5 separate regions of the Homo sapiens genome follow, and regions 1, 2, 3 and 5 are each linked to region 4. The links are chromatin contacts, found by Hi-C or POLR2A ChIA-PET in ENCODE. All regions are on one chromosome and are shown on one strand. Each heading gives the region's core, a stretch centred on a gene start or an enhancer-like site at or near the end of the contact. The rest is flanking DNA. Distances are from core to core; before and after follow the strand shown.

Region 1 (2,700 bases), core at 142-2,641, 520 kb after region 4:
CTGGCTTCTTAAAATTACTGAATGCAAACCAGGTATGAAGACCCTAGTCATTGCCAGGAAGCATAGGAGGATCCTACTTTTAATGCCCATCGCTTTTAATGCCCAGAGCCACCCTGCAAGAGCTCAGGGGAGTCAGGGAACTTGATCTCCTCAGGTCACACCTAGGAAACAACTAGGTCTAGCGGATAAAGAACTCAAGCCCCTGGACTTTCGGATTCTAGTTTGGCTCTAGGTGACCCTGGCCTTGCCTCTCCGAACAATCTCCACATCTGCAAAATGAAAATGTTAAAACTGCCCCCTCCCTGCTTCCATCTTCCAAGATTACCTGCGGAATAACAACTATGTCACTAAAGCTGAGCGTCTTGGATAAATCATGAGAAAAAGATCCTTCTCTCCAATGCATACACCCACATAGCAGAAGGAAAACAGATTCCATAACGAGCTCCCTCCTTTTTTCCCTCAAGAGCCACCGAAAAACTCAGGAGAGAGGGTGGGATGTAGCAGCACGTGACCAAGGCAACGCCAAAGTTTAGCCCGCGGTGACACACCAATGAAAGAGCGGGGCTTTGCTTGCATCTGGCGCTGGGCAGCGGGCAGGGGCCGCATCGTGGCATGCTAGGAACCAGGAGACCTGGGCTCCAGGGGTGTGCGGTACAGGAACGAGGGCATTCCACAGGAGTCACTTTATCCGATGGCATGGATGGTGAGCTTCCGAGGAGCCTGAAAACGCTTCTGGAAAGGCGGAAAGAAAAAAAAGCCCGCTCCAAACTGCAAGATCAGGGATGGCTGCCAGGAGCCCCTCGGCCGGCTCCATCCAGCTGGGGACGGCCGCGCGAGGACCCCGGGCGGCTGCGGAGAGCGCGCGCAGGCGGGACAACGGTCTTTATTTAGGTCGGGGATGAGGACTCCCAGGGGCCTCGAAATAAATACTCAGGGCGTCGGCGTTGGGAGCCCTCTGGGCCAGGGCCTAGGCACGACAGACCTGGGGCAGGGATTCTTTGTTGGCGAGAGGCTTTATTTCTGGCGAGAGACCCCACAATGGACCAATCCAGGGCTGAGAGCAAGAGTCTGAAGACTCGGGGGAAGGCAATGGTCAAGAGCTGGAGACTAGAGCCAGTCCCTGGACTCCCCCTCAGGAGGCATCCCCTTAAGCCGTTCTCTGGGTGCAGACCCCAGACTCCCCTTTCCTTGGCCAAGAATCCAAAGGACGCGCAAGGCCGAGCCCCACGCCCCCTTGCTCCCCACTTTCGGGCCACGGGCCTTCTCGTACTTACCGGGGCCCCGGGGCTGGTCTTCCTCGCCCGCGTCCTCTCCCCTCCCAACCCCCTCCTCACTTCACGTCCCCTCCTCCGGGGGCCGCAGCCATGTCCGTTACTGGCAACTCTAAGGGGGCTTGCCTCCCTTCCGGGCAACAGAGGCGCCGGCCAGAGAGCTAAAGTTCAGGCCACCGATTGGTCAGGATTTGAGAATAGGGGGAATTCTGGCTTCTTATTGGCTACGCGGCGTGCTAGGCTGTAGCTGCAACCGCCCCTCTGGGAGCCTGGCGGAATTAGGTGCCGAGTGATGCGGCCGGGAGAGTGAAGAGCCACTGTCCTTTCCTGTGCGTAAAGCTCAGGCAGTTTCTAGTCCAGAAACCCTGACCAGAGGGCATGGCTTTACCTCCGATTCGTTTTCCTACAGAATTATTCTAAAAAGATAGACGGCGCGCCCCACCTTTTTTCCCTTTCTTTTTAAAATAAGCCCTTTGCAGAGCTCCCCGCCTCTCTTAAGTTCTTCTAAGCTCCCTCCTTGTTGCCTTGAACAAATGCCTAGAGGCTGCCCGCTCCGAGAGGCCTTGGAGGGACTCCCTCAGGACGAATATTGCGTCCAAACCAAATCTAGAAAATCTAAGGCAATACTGCAATTCCCCCCTCCCGCTTCCAGCTCGGCTGAAATCTAAAGGGAAAAACAAGTTAAATTTTTTTTCTAGGTAATTAGATAAATCGCCTGGGAGACCTCTCTTGGGAAAACAAAGCAAGCCTGTGTCAGTATTTACTTCTCTTTTCCCAGAGATCTAAGTCTGGAAGGCTTGTTTAAAAAAAACAAAAACAAAAAAACAAACAAAAACTTGTTTATATAATTGGGAAAGAGCTGAGGTTGGCCTTGTGAAGTAAGAGCCCCTTCCCACATTCATGAGTTTAATTACGTAATTAAAATCCCTTTCTCAGCTGGACAAGAAGATGGCATTTTAGTACCTAATCTTGTATGACCCAGTTTAGCTGTTGCCTAAAACGCCATAAGAATCATGTCACTAACCTGCACACAAAAACTGATAGTTCACCTTTGCAAATAGGTCCAAATCTTTCTGCCTGATGTTCAAAGTCCTTCATAAATTGACTCAGACATACGTTTCCAGGTCTAAGTCCCCACAGGCTAAACTATTCCTGCAGCCACATAGATTAACCACCATTCTTTAAACGTGACAGAGACCTTTCCACCTCTGCTCCTTCGTCACATGGTTGGTTCCCTACGCTTTGCTTTAAAGGTTCTTTTTTTCTTTTTTTTTTTGAGACGGAGTTTCGCTCTTGTCGCCTAGGCTGGAGGGCAATGGCTTGATCTCGGCTCACTGCAACCTTCACCTCCCGGGTTCAAGTGATTCTCTTGCCACGGCCTCCGGAGTAGCTGGGATTACAGGTGCCTGCCACCATACCCAGCTAATTT
Region 2 (2,703 bases), core at 138-2,637, 580 kb before region 4:
TGGGCAATCGTAACCCTGGAAGACCAACACATCCCCAAAACTAACAAACCAATACTTAAAGAGGACCATAAGCATATTCAAGTCTATGAAAGTACTAAAAATCTCACCATTTACAGAAATTTCATCATGAAGATCCTTACACTTAACACCTTAAGGTGATGAGTTTTCACATGACTGTTTTCAAGGCCACAGCCACCACCTTTAATCTAAAAGAGAAGGATAACAGGCTTCATTCTAACAGAAACCACCTTAAGGTTTATTCTCCAGATTTGTATTAAACAGCTGAGCCTCAGCAAGTCAGACCTCCTCACAAAAGATACCATTTCAGACAGGGATAACTTTAAATCATCCTCAGCTCAGCCAATAACAAAGATTCCTAAATCCTAGCGATCCAAAATTCATTTGCCATGTCTCTTTCATCCCTGCATGCCCTAACGAGGATCCACGCTGGTTACAATGACACCTAGTGGCCCCAAATCACACGGGCAAAGACGCTACTCATTTTTATCATTAAAATAATTAGCATTCTGAATTTTGAGTAATTTCTTACCATAGCTGGCTTGTATGTCAACACGTATTCTCATACTTGAACTTCAGAATAAAGCAGGAGGTGAATGTATGTGATGGCACCAACTGTGCTTTCTCATTTCTAGTGACCACTCAGGCCCTGCCTGCACCCACTCTTACTCATGTTAAGGGCTCCATCTATTACTCTGATCCTTCAACCTGGAGCTCTGCTTTTCACCGTCTCTGCAGATGCCAAACAAAGAAAGGCCTCTGGGGGAGGAAAAAAGGCTCGTTGTTAAAACTACGGCTTTCCAGAAGTTTACAATCCTATTGACTCCTATCTGTAAAGCTAAATATGAACTACCGATTGGGGCCGTCCTCAAGACACTCCAAGCGGAATCACGTCTTCACACGTTAACACTCCTGATGCTGAATTAAGAACCACCATCGTCAGAGTCTGCCCGTGCGCGGGCACCGAAGACCCCTGGGCATGACGCTCAGCACACGCGCGGCGGAGGCGCACGGGGCTGCCCAGGTTGTTAGGCGCTCTCCCCCGCAGAAGCCGGCCCTATGACGCCGAGGACGGGCTTGAGCTCTCTCCCTTCACATAGTAACATTTTCTCAACGTTTGGAAAGCATTTTCTCATCCAGTACTTTTAACCCTCCTAACCACCCTATGAGGGAGAAACCGAGATTATCGTCACCACTTCGTCTCTGAGGAAGGGAAGCCAAGTATGTTAGTGTCGTGTCAAGGAAGACCCCGTTTTCCCACCCAGGCAGCCTTACCATCATCACTAAAGGCCTGAGACTGCTCGCCGTGCTCAACACCGACTGGAGTGGCCATGTCTTCCAGCCACGCGGCCGACCTCGAAAAGAACGCGAGACCGCCCCTGCGCGCAAGTCTTCTCGGCAATCTCTCCGGAACTCTCGCGATGTTGAGAAAGGGCTGGTGGGAAATGTAGTTCAAAACTACGGCGGCTGGGGGCTGGCCGCGTCCTCAGCGCGACCCTGGAGCTGGGGGTAAGATGGTGGCCGCCACCAGGGGCAGTGGAGGGTCCGGAGTGGGAAACCAGGCCTGTGAAGAACCACGGCTGTCAGAAAACGAAGCTGGAGGTTCACTTCTGCCAGAAAGTCATTGAGCTTCAACACAGTTTGTCCCTGGTCGAGACTGGGGAAGCACAGAAAGTTCGAGGGGGCAGGGACAGATGAGGAAACCGGGGCTTGGCCGAGTATCTTTGTTAATTGCTCTGCGGATTTTATTTGGGGGAGGATAGGGGCATTTGGGGTGGTTCGCTGGGTTAGTGAAGAGGAGAGATTCCGAGGGAATCGTTCAACCTCCTGCTCAGGTGTTTTTAAGTTTGGGGCGAGGCCGGTGAAGCCGAGGCGCGGGCGGCAAGGAGCGCTGGAGAGCGACGGGGCTCGGCCTCCGCGGCTGCCCAGGGGCCCGGGGCATTCCGAGAAGAGAAAAAAAGGCAAGTGTCACGAGCTGAATTACGAAAAGAACGGAGAATGATGTAACACCCACTGCTCTTCTGAGTGTTATTTTTCAGGCAAACACCTTGGCTTCATTTTTTTTTGTTTCTGGGTTTTTTTGGTTTGTTTTTGAGATAAGGTTTCACCCTGGCACGCAGGCTGGAGTGCAGTGGTGCAATCATAACTTATTGTAGCCTGGACCTCCCGGGCTCAAGTGATCCTCCCGCCTCAGCCTCCTGAGTGGCCGGGACGACAGGCGAGCGCCACCACGCCCAGCTGATTATTTTTATTTTGCAGAGATGAGGTCTCACTATGTTGCCCGGGTTGGTCTCAAACTCCTGGCCTCAAGCAGTCCTCCTGTTTTGGCCTCCCAAAGTGCTGGGATTACAAAGGTGAGCCACTGCGCCCGGTCTGGCTTCGTTTTTGAAATAAAAATAAGGCAAAAACGACATCAACAATCAGGGCCAGAATTTGCACCTATTTGAAAGCTAGTTTAAGTTTGCAAGACCGAGAGCCTTTTCTCCATTCCAGTCTCCCTGTTCTCATCCACCCATTAACAGTGATCTCTGTGGCCTTCGGTGTGGGTTATATTGTCCTGCAGATGGTAATATGTTGCAGATACTTATCTTCAAATTACCACATTTGCTTATGTTTACCTCCTTTCATTTGATTGTAAGCTCTTCAAGAGCAGAAGTCTCTTTTTATTATTATTATTATTTTTTT
Region 3 (2,700 bases), core at 192-2,691, 730 kb before region 4:
CAGGAGTTCAAGACCAGTCTGGCCAACACGGTGAAACCCTGTCTACTAAAAACAGAAAAAAATTAGCCGGGCATGGTGGTGGGCGCCTGTAATCCCAGCTACTCAGGAGGCTGAGGTGGGAGTTTCGCTTGAACCCGGGAGGTGGAGGTTGCAGTGAGCCGCGATTGCGCCACTGCACTCCAGCCTGGGCAACAGAATAAGACTCCATCTCAAAAGAAAAAAAATAGGCCCATACACTGGCTGAAACTTCCACAGTGGTTAAAAGCTAGTCGCCCGTAGATAAAGCCTATTTCACATTTTATAGTTTATAGGCTCTTTTCATCAACCACCACTAAAAGGAAGTGCATGGCCCGCTTAATATCGTGCAGTGCAGCAGAATTCAGCTCTCCCTGTTGCTGAGGGGTCTCGTTTGTGTATCTTCATTTAAAAAGAAGCACTCCATCTAATATCTGGTTTATATCACAGATCAGCTCAGGCACTGTAATATTCCCAAAAAAGTATTAAAGGCATCCTCAGCAAAAACTGGAACCGTGTTTTTTTTAACATTAGGCCTTATGTTTGGCGTGATACCTGACATGCCCGTCCTGTGTTTATTTAAAATAACTAAAGAGTGGGTGGGGAGTGGTAGGAAAGTATGTTTTTGGTTACAACGTGTTTATCTCAAAATCCACTGTTCAGCAACAGAGGCCTGGGAGGATCTGGAGAAACAAAAACAATAGCCTTCATTTCCTTCATTGTACCCTCCCACCCTGCATGCATTCTGGAATTGTGCAAAGAAGAAAGTCTGGTAAGAGGAATAGCGTTGACCAAGGACCTGCAGCTGAATTTCAGGTCTAGGGGCGGGGGAGCCATGTTACTGTTAACAGGGAGGCCTGTGTTGAAGGCTGCTGGCCTCAGCTCCGAAGGGAGCATTCACTGGCCGGGATCTGGAGATGTCCTCTGTGAAAGTGCATTAAGGCAACCCTGAGGATTAAAAGCAACTCCTGACATGCCTATAAAAACGGCAGTGGCTGAACGTAATCCGGCATTATGATTGCTTTACAAGCCAATCCAGGCTGCCGTTTCCATGAAGCTTCCCGGGTTTGCTTGTCTCTCTGCATTCCCACATTTCCAAAATGCTCTAAGACGAACCGCCGTACTAAGGCCAAAGATGACAACCTAAGGGCACCTCATACAGTATTTCAAATTGAACCTGAGCTAAATTGTGCCCCAAAGCGTCAAGGCTGCCCAGGCCGGGCAGGGGTTGGCCCTCCTGTGCCTCCCAGGTGGTCAGGGCTCTGCCCCCTCAACACCCCCGCCCGCAGCCTGTGCGTCACCCTCCCGGGGCCGGAGGGGGCGGGGGCGGGGCGCGGCGATGGGGGCTCCGCCCCGAGGCGGGGCGCGGCGACCGGGCGCGGCGACGGGGCGCGGCGGGCTCCCTCGGGGTCCCAGCTGGCCCGCACTCGGCGGCCGCGGCGCGATGGAGGCGCCGGCCGAGCTACTGGCCGCGCTGCCTGCGCTGGCCACCGCGCTGGCCCTTCTGCTCGCCTGGCTACTGGTGCGGCGTGGGGCGGCCGCGAGCCCGGAGCCTGCCCGCGCGCCCCCGGAACCCGCGCCCCCGGCCGAGGCCACCGGGGCCCCGGCGCCGTCCCGCCCCTGCGCCCCCGAGCCGGCGGCCTCGCCCGCGGGGCCGGAGGAGCCTGGAGAGCCCGCGGGGCTGGGGGAGCTCGGGGAGCCTGCGGGACCGGGGGAGCCCGAAGGGCCAGGGGATCCCGCGGCGGCGCCAGCGGAGGCGGAGGAGCAGGCGGTGGAGGCGAGGCAGGTACGCACCGGGGCCCTCGCGGCCCCCTCCCCACCCCCGGGGCTCCGGCTGCCGCTGCCGTTCCCCGCCGAGCCAGGGAGCGGGGCCGCGGCCTCCAGCCCAGGCTGCCCCCAGGAAGCGCAGAACCCGCGGCCCGCAGGAAATGCAGGTCCCGCCATGCTAAGCCGCAGCCCCGCAAACTCGCCGCCCTCCCCCAGAAAGTGTGGCGAGGGGCGAGCCCGAAGGAGTTTGTTTGGAGGTGTTTTGCTCTCCCCTCCCCTCGGCCTCTCCCAGCCCAGGGCGTGCTCCGCAGCTGCTGGCTCCCAGGCCTCGGGACCAGGGCTTGGAATTTTGCTCCTCACCCACTTCTGACCCCTCCCGCCCACCGGTTCCCAAATCCACGTGCCTGTGGCTTATTTCCAGGCCTGCCATGAGAGTTATCTTGATGTTTAAAAAGTAGGACTTTCGGGGGGCGAGGGAGGAAAGCTGGCTTTTCTTTTTCAGCCAATTTGAAGTCCAGATTTCAGAGTCAGTGCTGTGGCGTTTTGTGAAGCCCGTGGGCTGGGACTGAAAGAAAAGGCACCCGATCCCAGCAGTCCTTTTTATTGTCGTTTTCAAGCTACACATCTAACACCCTCCTACCCCCACTCCCCCGGGTTGTAGGTAAGCTGGGCCTGGATGGAGTGAAGATGCAGGATAAAGCCCTCCTGGAGCACCAGTGAGCACCCCAAAGCGGCCCTCCCTGCCTCTGCCCCAGGCCTCCCGCCATGCTGTCCATCAGCTCGGCCTTGGCCACCTTGTCCTGCCTGTGGATATCTGAGAGGAGTCGGATTTCCCTCATCCACTCATCCCAGCCCCTACACTGTGTGCCCATGTTCCCTGGAGTTCACCACGCTTGGCCGGTCCAGGCCACCGCCAGG
Region 4 (2,700 bases), core at 2-2,501:
ATACCACCACACTGCAGCCTGGGCGACAGAGCGAGACTCCGTCTCAAGAAAAAAAAAAAAAATGACTAGAGATGATTCAACAAATCCCTGAATCTCCCTTGTCTACAATCCCACTGGGCAGAACTGTTTTTGTTTTTTGTTTTTTTTCTGTAGAGACAGGGTCTCACTATGTTGCCCAGGATGGAGTGCAATGTCACAATCTTGGCTCACCGCAACCTCCACCTCCGGGGCTCAAGCCACCATCCCATCTCAGCCTTCAGAGTAGCTGGGACTACAGGCGCATGCCACTACACCCAGCTAATTTTTTGGTATTTTTTGTAGGGATGGGGTTTTGCCATGTTGCCCAGGCTGGTCTTGAACTCCTGGGCTCAAGTGATACGCCCGCCTCGTCCTCCCAAAGTGCTGGGATTCCAGGCGTGAGCCACCGCGCCCGGCCCTACACTAGGTTTTAACAGTAAGTGTGCATTTCCCACTTTGATGACGGTGATGGCGAAAGCAAAGAAGTCTGGATTCCAAGACCTCTAGTAACTGCCAGGTTGCGGGGGAAAATGTCTGGTTTCCCAGACAGAAGGCTTAGAGCAGCACCGCCCGCTTGGTCTCATTCTAAGTCCCCGTCCACCCCTTGAACAGCGCTCACAATCCCACACCCAGGGCCCCGGAACCCACGCCTCTGCCAGTAAAGACGCCATTATCTTAACAAAAGGTAACTGGAGCCTCTCCCCAAAGAGACTGGTTCCCGTCCCATTCTTCTCCAATCCGGGTGGATTTGGCAAAAGCCCAAGTGACCCTCCCTAGCAATTCCGCAAAGCCCCATCTCCCGCCCCAGACTCCAGAGTCTCCCGACCACTCTCATTTCGGAGAGGCCTAGGGGCACGGACCCGGAAGCGTGACAGAGGCCGCGGGGTAAGAGGGGGGCAAGTGCAGGCGCAATCCCTCCTCAGCCTCGTTGTCCCGCCCCCTTCCCAAGGCCCCAGCCAACCTGTTCTAGGCGTCGCCGGTCCTCGGATTTCTTCTTTCCGCCTCGCGTGGTCACGTGACGGGGGAGGGGCGGGATACAAAAAGTGCTTTATTTTCCCACTCCCCGGACGCCCAGCAGGGCAGTTTCTTGACCTTCGGAGCCCCTTTCCCGAGGATCCGCTCGGGAGCCTCCCCTGGCCAGGAGCAGGGGATTAGTCTGCCCCGCGACCGGCCCCAGCCACGACGCGGACATCGCCCCCTCTGTCTGGGCCGCTGTCACTCACGCGCCAAAGGGCCACGGAGAAAGAAGGGGCGGGCCGGGGCGGGCCGGGCGAGCGGAGGCGGGGACTTGCGCCGTCCTGAGGCTGCCTCCTAGGGTCCGGCCGGCGCTGGAGCTGCGGATTTAGATTGTCACTGCCACCTCGGTCGGTGCTTACTTCGCTGCCAGCTGGTCGTCGCCATGAACCCGGACCTGCGCAGGGAGCGGGATTCCGCCAGCTTCAACCCGGAGCTGCTTACACACATCCTGGACGGCAGCCCCGAGAAAACCCGGCGCCGCCGAGAGATCGGTGAGGGCGGCGGGCGAGACCTCCCTCCTTTCCCGAGAAAAGCTGGAGACTCCCTCGATGCGGAGTCAGGGGCGCTGTGGGGCCTAGGCCCTCTGGCCCAGCGTTAGGGGAGCCGGGACCCCCACTTCGAGGAACAGCCTGTGTCCCTGGTGGGGGGATATCGCCATTCCCCAGGTGTGTCCGCGACTCTGAAGCCTATTGTGATTCAGGGAGGGTGGAACGGAGGCCCGAGTGTCTGTCTGCCTTTTAATGCCCTTTAACCCCCTTTCAGAGAACATGATCCTGAACGACCCAGACTTCCAGCATGAGGACTTGAACTTCCTCACTCGCAGCCAGCGTTATGAGGTGGCTGTCAGGAAAAGTGCCATCATGGTGAAGAAGATGAGGGAGTTTGGCATCGCTGACCCTGATGAAATTATGTGGTTTAAAAAGTAGGTATGCCTTAGAACAGAGCAAGTGTTGTTAAGCCTAAACTTTACAGCTGCGGTCTATGGTGGCCTTTCATCACCGTGCTTGGTGTTTGAAGATGCAAACTGGCATATTTTCATGCAACTTTATAAAGTTATATGTGTGGCCGGGCGCGGTGGCTCACGCCTGTAATCCCAGCACTTTGGGAGGCCGAGGCGGGCGGATCACCAAGTCAGGAGATCGAGACCATTCTGGCTAACACGGTGAAACCCCATCTCTACTGAAAATACAAAAATTAGCCGGGCGTGGTGGCGGGCGCCTGTAGTTCCAGCTACTCGGGAGGCTGAGGCAGGAGAATAGCGTGAACTAGGGAGGCGGAGCTTGCAGTGAGCCGAGATCGCGCCACTGCACTCCAGCCTGGGCAAGAGTGCGAGACTCCATCTCAAAAAATAAATAAATAAATAAATAAATAAAGTTATATGTGTGAAAAATAATGTGATCACTTTTGTATCCAAGCCTTTTCGTGGGATGACGTGTTTGTAGAATGCTGATAATAAATGGAAATGCAGGAGTTTTTGTTCTCAAGAGTACAGTTTCAAGGATGTTGTAAAAGCATTGTTCTGCCCAAGCAACTCAAATTTGACTGATTTAAATGCAGAATCATTTTGCTCTTTGTAAGGAGGACTGCTAAAATTCTGAATCTGGGAGCATTTTTTTTTTTAGTTGCACGACCATTTAAATATTTTGGAGCAATAGCAGATTATAT
Region 5 (2,700 bases), core at 128-2,627, 720 kb after region 4:
ATCTGAATAATAGATACATGAATCCATTTGCTCTTAAGCTACACTGAAAGTACCAAGTACAAGGCTACGGGGTAGGGGGGCAAGAAAGATGACTGAGGAGGGAAGTGCTGTTTACCTGAATCATGAGGGATCTGGCCAGTACTTTGTTTCCTCCTATCATCATCATGTTGGTGAATTTACTTCAAAGAGAAAAGCAACACGTTTAGCTCTCCAAGGCTGTATCACAGAATCCTCACCAGAAACCCTCCCTGGGATAGTCCCAGTCCATGTAACAAGTGTTTGTTTCCATCTAACCTGATGACTGGGTCTTCAAACACAGAACTTGTTTTCCCTGCTGGAGCAGCTTTGATGAGCTGAGTCTTCTTGAGCTCCCGAACATATTTCTCCTCCTCAGTTAGCTCCTCCACTGGCTTGCGATAATATTCCTTGTCAATCAAGGGATCCTTGAATTCAGGACTATAGCGGCTCCATCTCACCTGAGTTAGCCTGGGAGGGGGGGAAAGGAGGAGGCAGGCAAAAGCTGACTCCACAAGCGAGTAGGTTTGACTTAACAATAGGCATGACTGCCAACGCGCCGACGAGGGGGAGCGGCGCGGAGACCGCGAGCTAAACCTGAGCCACAACAATTCAGGCCCTTGTCCCAAGTAGGAGGACATTCCCCAAGCAGGCGGGTAAAGTCTCCTCCTGGTCAAGTGCTAACGGTAAGGATGGGCTTGGCGCCTACACACCCATCCCAATTCACAGGCGATCCCAGATCTGAGCTCTTTAGCTGAACCGCACTTTCAGCTCCGCGTTAGAACCCTAGATCAGCCAGACTCCTTAGGCGAGAGGTAGTCACTAAACCTTCGGATTGGCGCAGGGTCACGCAGCTAACTTAGAAGCTTGAATCCAGATACTCCGGCCCCCAGGGCAATGCTCTCTCTAGGGGCCCACGCGGCCTGCCTGTGGCCCCCTTCCTTCCTCGCAGCGCCCCCCCGCCGCTGCTCGCCACCCTCTCACCCTGGAAGCTGCAAGACAGCCCGCCGCACGCCCAACGCCAGGCCCGACCATCCTCGGGCAACCTTCACTGCGGGGGCAGCCATCTTGGCTGGCCACGAGGACCCCACAAGGACTGCCCTCGGCGCGCCTGAGCGAGTGACGGGAAACGGGTGAAAAAGACTCCTCAGGGTCCTAAATCTGCGTTTCTCTCCACTGATCTGGACGTTAGAGTTTTTCACTCCGGGGTCCAAAGGGGAGCGCCAAAAGGAAACCCTTGCCCTCCCTGTATCCGTCGCAGTCTGGCGCGGCCCTCGGTGACGGCACTCACTCCTCTCAGGACCCCATGCAGGCCCCGCCCCGTCTCAGCTCGTGCAGACTCTCGCGAGTTTTGAAGCCGCGGGGCCGGGCGGCTGCAATATGGCGGAGGCGGAAGGGGAAAGCCTGGAGTCCTGGCTCAGTGAGTAGCCGCGGCCGTTTCTGCCTGCCCTCGAGCCGCTGGGCTGCCCCTGTCTTCACCCCCACGTCCCCTCCCCGGGCTCCACGGCGTCGCCTCTTGGCAGCCCACGCCCGGTCTCGCCCTCGCCGCGAGCAGCCTGCGATCACGCCCCTTCCCTATCAGGGCGCCGGGCCCCAGTCCGGCCCCCGCTTCCCTCGCTGCGGCGCGTCCTCTTGCTCTGGCGCGCGGCGGCGTGAACTCGGGCTCCTGTCGGGCACCGCAGGCTCGGGGAAAGGCGACAGCCAAGATCTTCGGGCTGACATGCTTCGGCGCTTTGGGGAGATTGTGGTGGGGTCGCCGCCCGGCGGTGACACCAGGAACCCAGCGCCCCAATCCCTGACTAAGGGAGAAGCTTCGGATTGGGGCTGAGTCTCCGGTAGTGGTGGGTGCTGCCGACTGCGTTCAGTCGCCTGGCAGCTTCAGAATTGTGACCATGTGTTGGAGAAGTGACGGCTTCGCTCAGGCAGAATGCTTGAAGTGAGAATAATATTCCAAAGAGAGCGATGATAGAGAACAGAGAGCTCTACCTTTTTCCTGCAGTGACCACAGAAGCATGGTGAAATCGGTGTCGGGAATTCCCCCCCCACACACATACATATACCCCCTTGAATATCCTAACGAGTCAGTGTTGATAGCCTATTCTGAGTAAGGCTGAGGAGCACAGTCTGAAGCTGTAGTTATAGAAGCGTATTGCTGTCATTGCACTGTGAATTACAGTGCTACGAAGGAAATGTGTGTTAACCTGGTTAGCAGGTAGTACTCTGCCTGAGGGTTAATAAGTGAACTTTCCTGTAGGCTAGACCTGGAAGCCTCCTTTAAGTGGAGAGAGAAATTGGACTGGTAATGGGATAGGTGAGATACCTAGTATTGCCTTGTTCTGAGGTCTCTTATTTAGTACTGCTTCCGGGATCTTGGAGGTGATAGCTATTTCCTCAAATTGTCTGATTTTTCCTAGTAAGAAACCCCCTTCAGGAGGTTGAGCTTCAGTTTAAAGGGGAGCATATCCCAAAAGAGAGAAAAAGTAAGATCACGTTTGCAAAATCTGCAGTTGCAGGCAGGTCATAAGGCTTCTTTATATATGGAAGTGTTCTCCAAGGAGCTCAAAGTACTTTACAGATATTCATTAAATTAGTTTACCAAGTATTCTAGCAAAGCAGGCACTACTGCCATAATTTCACAAAAAGAGGACATCCTGACTCCAGTCAAACCACTTGCCCAGAAATGCC

Evidence for each region. A loop is a pair of places that touch in the nucleus more often than their neighbours do. ChIA-PET counts read pairs that join two places held with the same protein, here RNA polymerase II (POLR2A). Pooled maps may share reads with other maps.
Region 1: a loop to region 4 is called in a pooled map, with 12 times the contacts of the local background. The contact joins the promoter of TMEM94 here to the promoter of TEN1 in region 4. A Hi-C loop is called at or near these places in 7 of 50 pooled maps. POLR2A ChIA-PET finds 5 or more read pairs at or near these places in 4 of 52 experiments (H1, WTC11, activated CD8-positive, alpha-beta memory T cell and 1 more).
Region 2: a loop to region 4 is called in a pooled map, with 5 times the contacts of the local background. The contact joins the promoter of SNHG16 here to the promoter of TEN1 in region 4. A Hi-C loop is called at or near these places in 1 of 168 maps with a recorded cell type or tissue (MCF 10A) and 5 of 50 pooled maps. POLR2A ChIA-PET finds 5 or more read pairs at or near these places in 3 of 52 experiments (CD4-positive, alpha-beta memory T cell, Panc1 and activated T-cell).
Region 3: a loop to region 4 is called in a pooled map, with 4 times the contacts of the local background. The contact joins the promoter of MXRA7 here to the promoter of TEN1 in region 4. A Hi-C loop is called at or near these places in 1 of 168 maps with a recorded cell type or tissue (CD8-positive, alpha-beta T cell), 2 of 37 single-sample maps with no recorded cell type and 7 of 50 pooled maps. POLR2A ChIA-PET finds 5 or more read pairs at or near these places in 1 of 52 experiments (A549).
Region 5: a loop to region 4 is called in a pooled map, with 11 times the contacts of the local background. The contact joins the promoter of GGA3 here to the promoter of TEN1 in region 4. A Hi-C loop is called at or near these places in 1 of 168 maps with a recorded cell type or tissue (naive thymus-derived CD4-positive, alpha-beta T cell) and 7 of 50 pooled maps. POLR2A ChIA-PET finds 5 or more read pairs at or near these places in 2 of 52 experiments (Panc1 and activated CD8-positive, alpha-beta memory T cell).

What each region holds. Positions count from the first base shown.
Region 1 is chr17:75,455,326-75,458,025 of GRCh38, reverse strand. It overlaps TMEM94 (transmembrane protein 94), which reads right to left and starts at 1,391. Exons shown (of 32, transcript NM_014738.6): 1 at 1,275-1,391. RefSeq lists a silencer at 1,335-1,494 and an enhancer at 1,645-1,694.
Region 2 is chr17:76,556,448-76,559,150 of GRCh38, reverse strand. It overlaps SNHG16 (small nucleolar RNA host gene 16), which reads right to left and starts at 1,387. Exons shown (of 3, transcript NR_038111.1): 1 at 1,294-1,387. It overlaps SNORD1C (small nucleolar RNA, C/D box 1C), which reads right to left and starts at 361; the gene lies at 282-361. RefSeq lists enhancers at 165-966, 1,307-1,566, 967-1,767, 2,257-2,356.
Region 3 is chr17:76,709,706-76,712,405 of GRCh38, reverse strand. It overlaps MXRA7 (matrix remodeling associated 7), which reads left to right and starts at 1,441. Exons shown (of 4, transcript NM_198530.4): 1 at 1,441-1,801. The coding sequence starts at 1,460. RefSeq lists a silencer at 1,210-1,419.
Region 4 is chr17:75,977,791-75,980,490 of GRCh38, reverse strand. It overlaps TEN1 (TEN1 subunit of CST complex), which reads right to left and starts at 1,251. Exons shown (of 4, transcript NM_001113324.3): 1 at 980-1,251. It overlaps ACOX1 (acyl-CoA oxidase 1), which reads left to right and starts at 1,325. Exons shown (of 14, transcript NM_004035.7): 1 at 1,325-1,526; 2 at 1,798-1,957. The coding sequence starts at 1,418. TEN1-CDK3 (TEN1-CDK3 readthrough (NMD candidate)) reads right to left here and starts at 1,274. Exons shown (of 10, transcript NR_037709.1): 1 at 980-1,274. RefSeq lists enhancers at 763-862, 984-1,567, 1,433-1,662, 1,568-2,151 and a silencer at 1,283-1,352.
Region 5 is chr17:75,260,283-75,262,982 of GRCh38, reverse strand. GGA3 (golgi associated, gamma adaptin ear containing, ARF binding protein 3) reads left to right here and starts at 1,377. Exons shown (of 17, transcript NM_138619.4): 1 at 1,377-1,435. The coding sequence starts at 1,396. MRPS7 (mitochondrial ribosomal protein S7) reads right to left here and starts at 1,104. Exons shown (of 5, transcript NM_015971.4): 1 at 1,000-1,104; 2 at 295-486; 3 at 116-179. The coding sequence starts at 1,082. RefSeq lists enhancers at 318-1,195, 992-1,401, 1,872-1,971.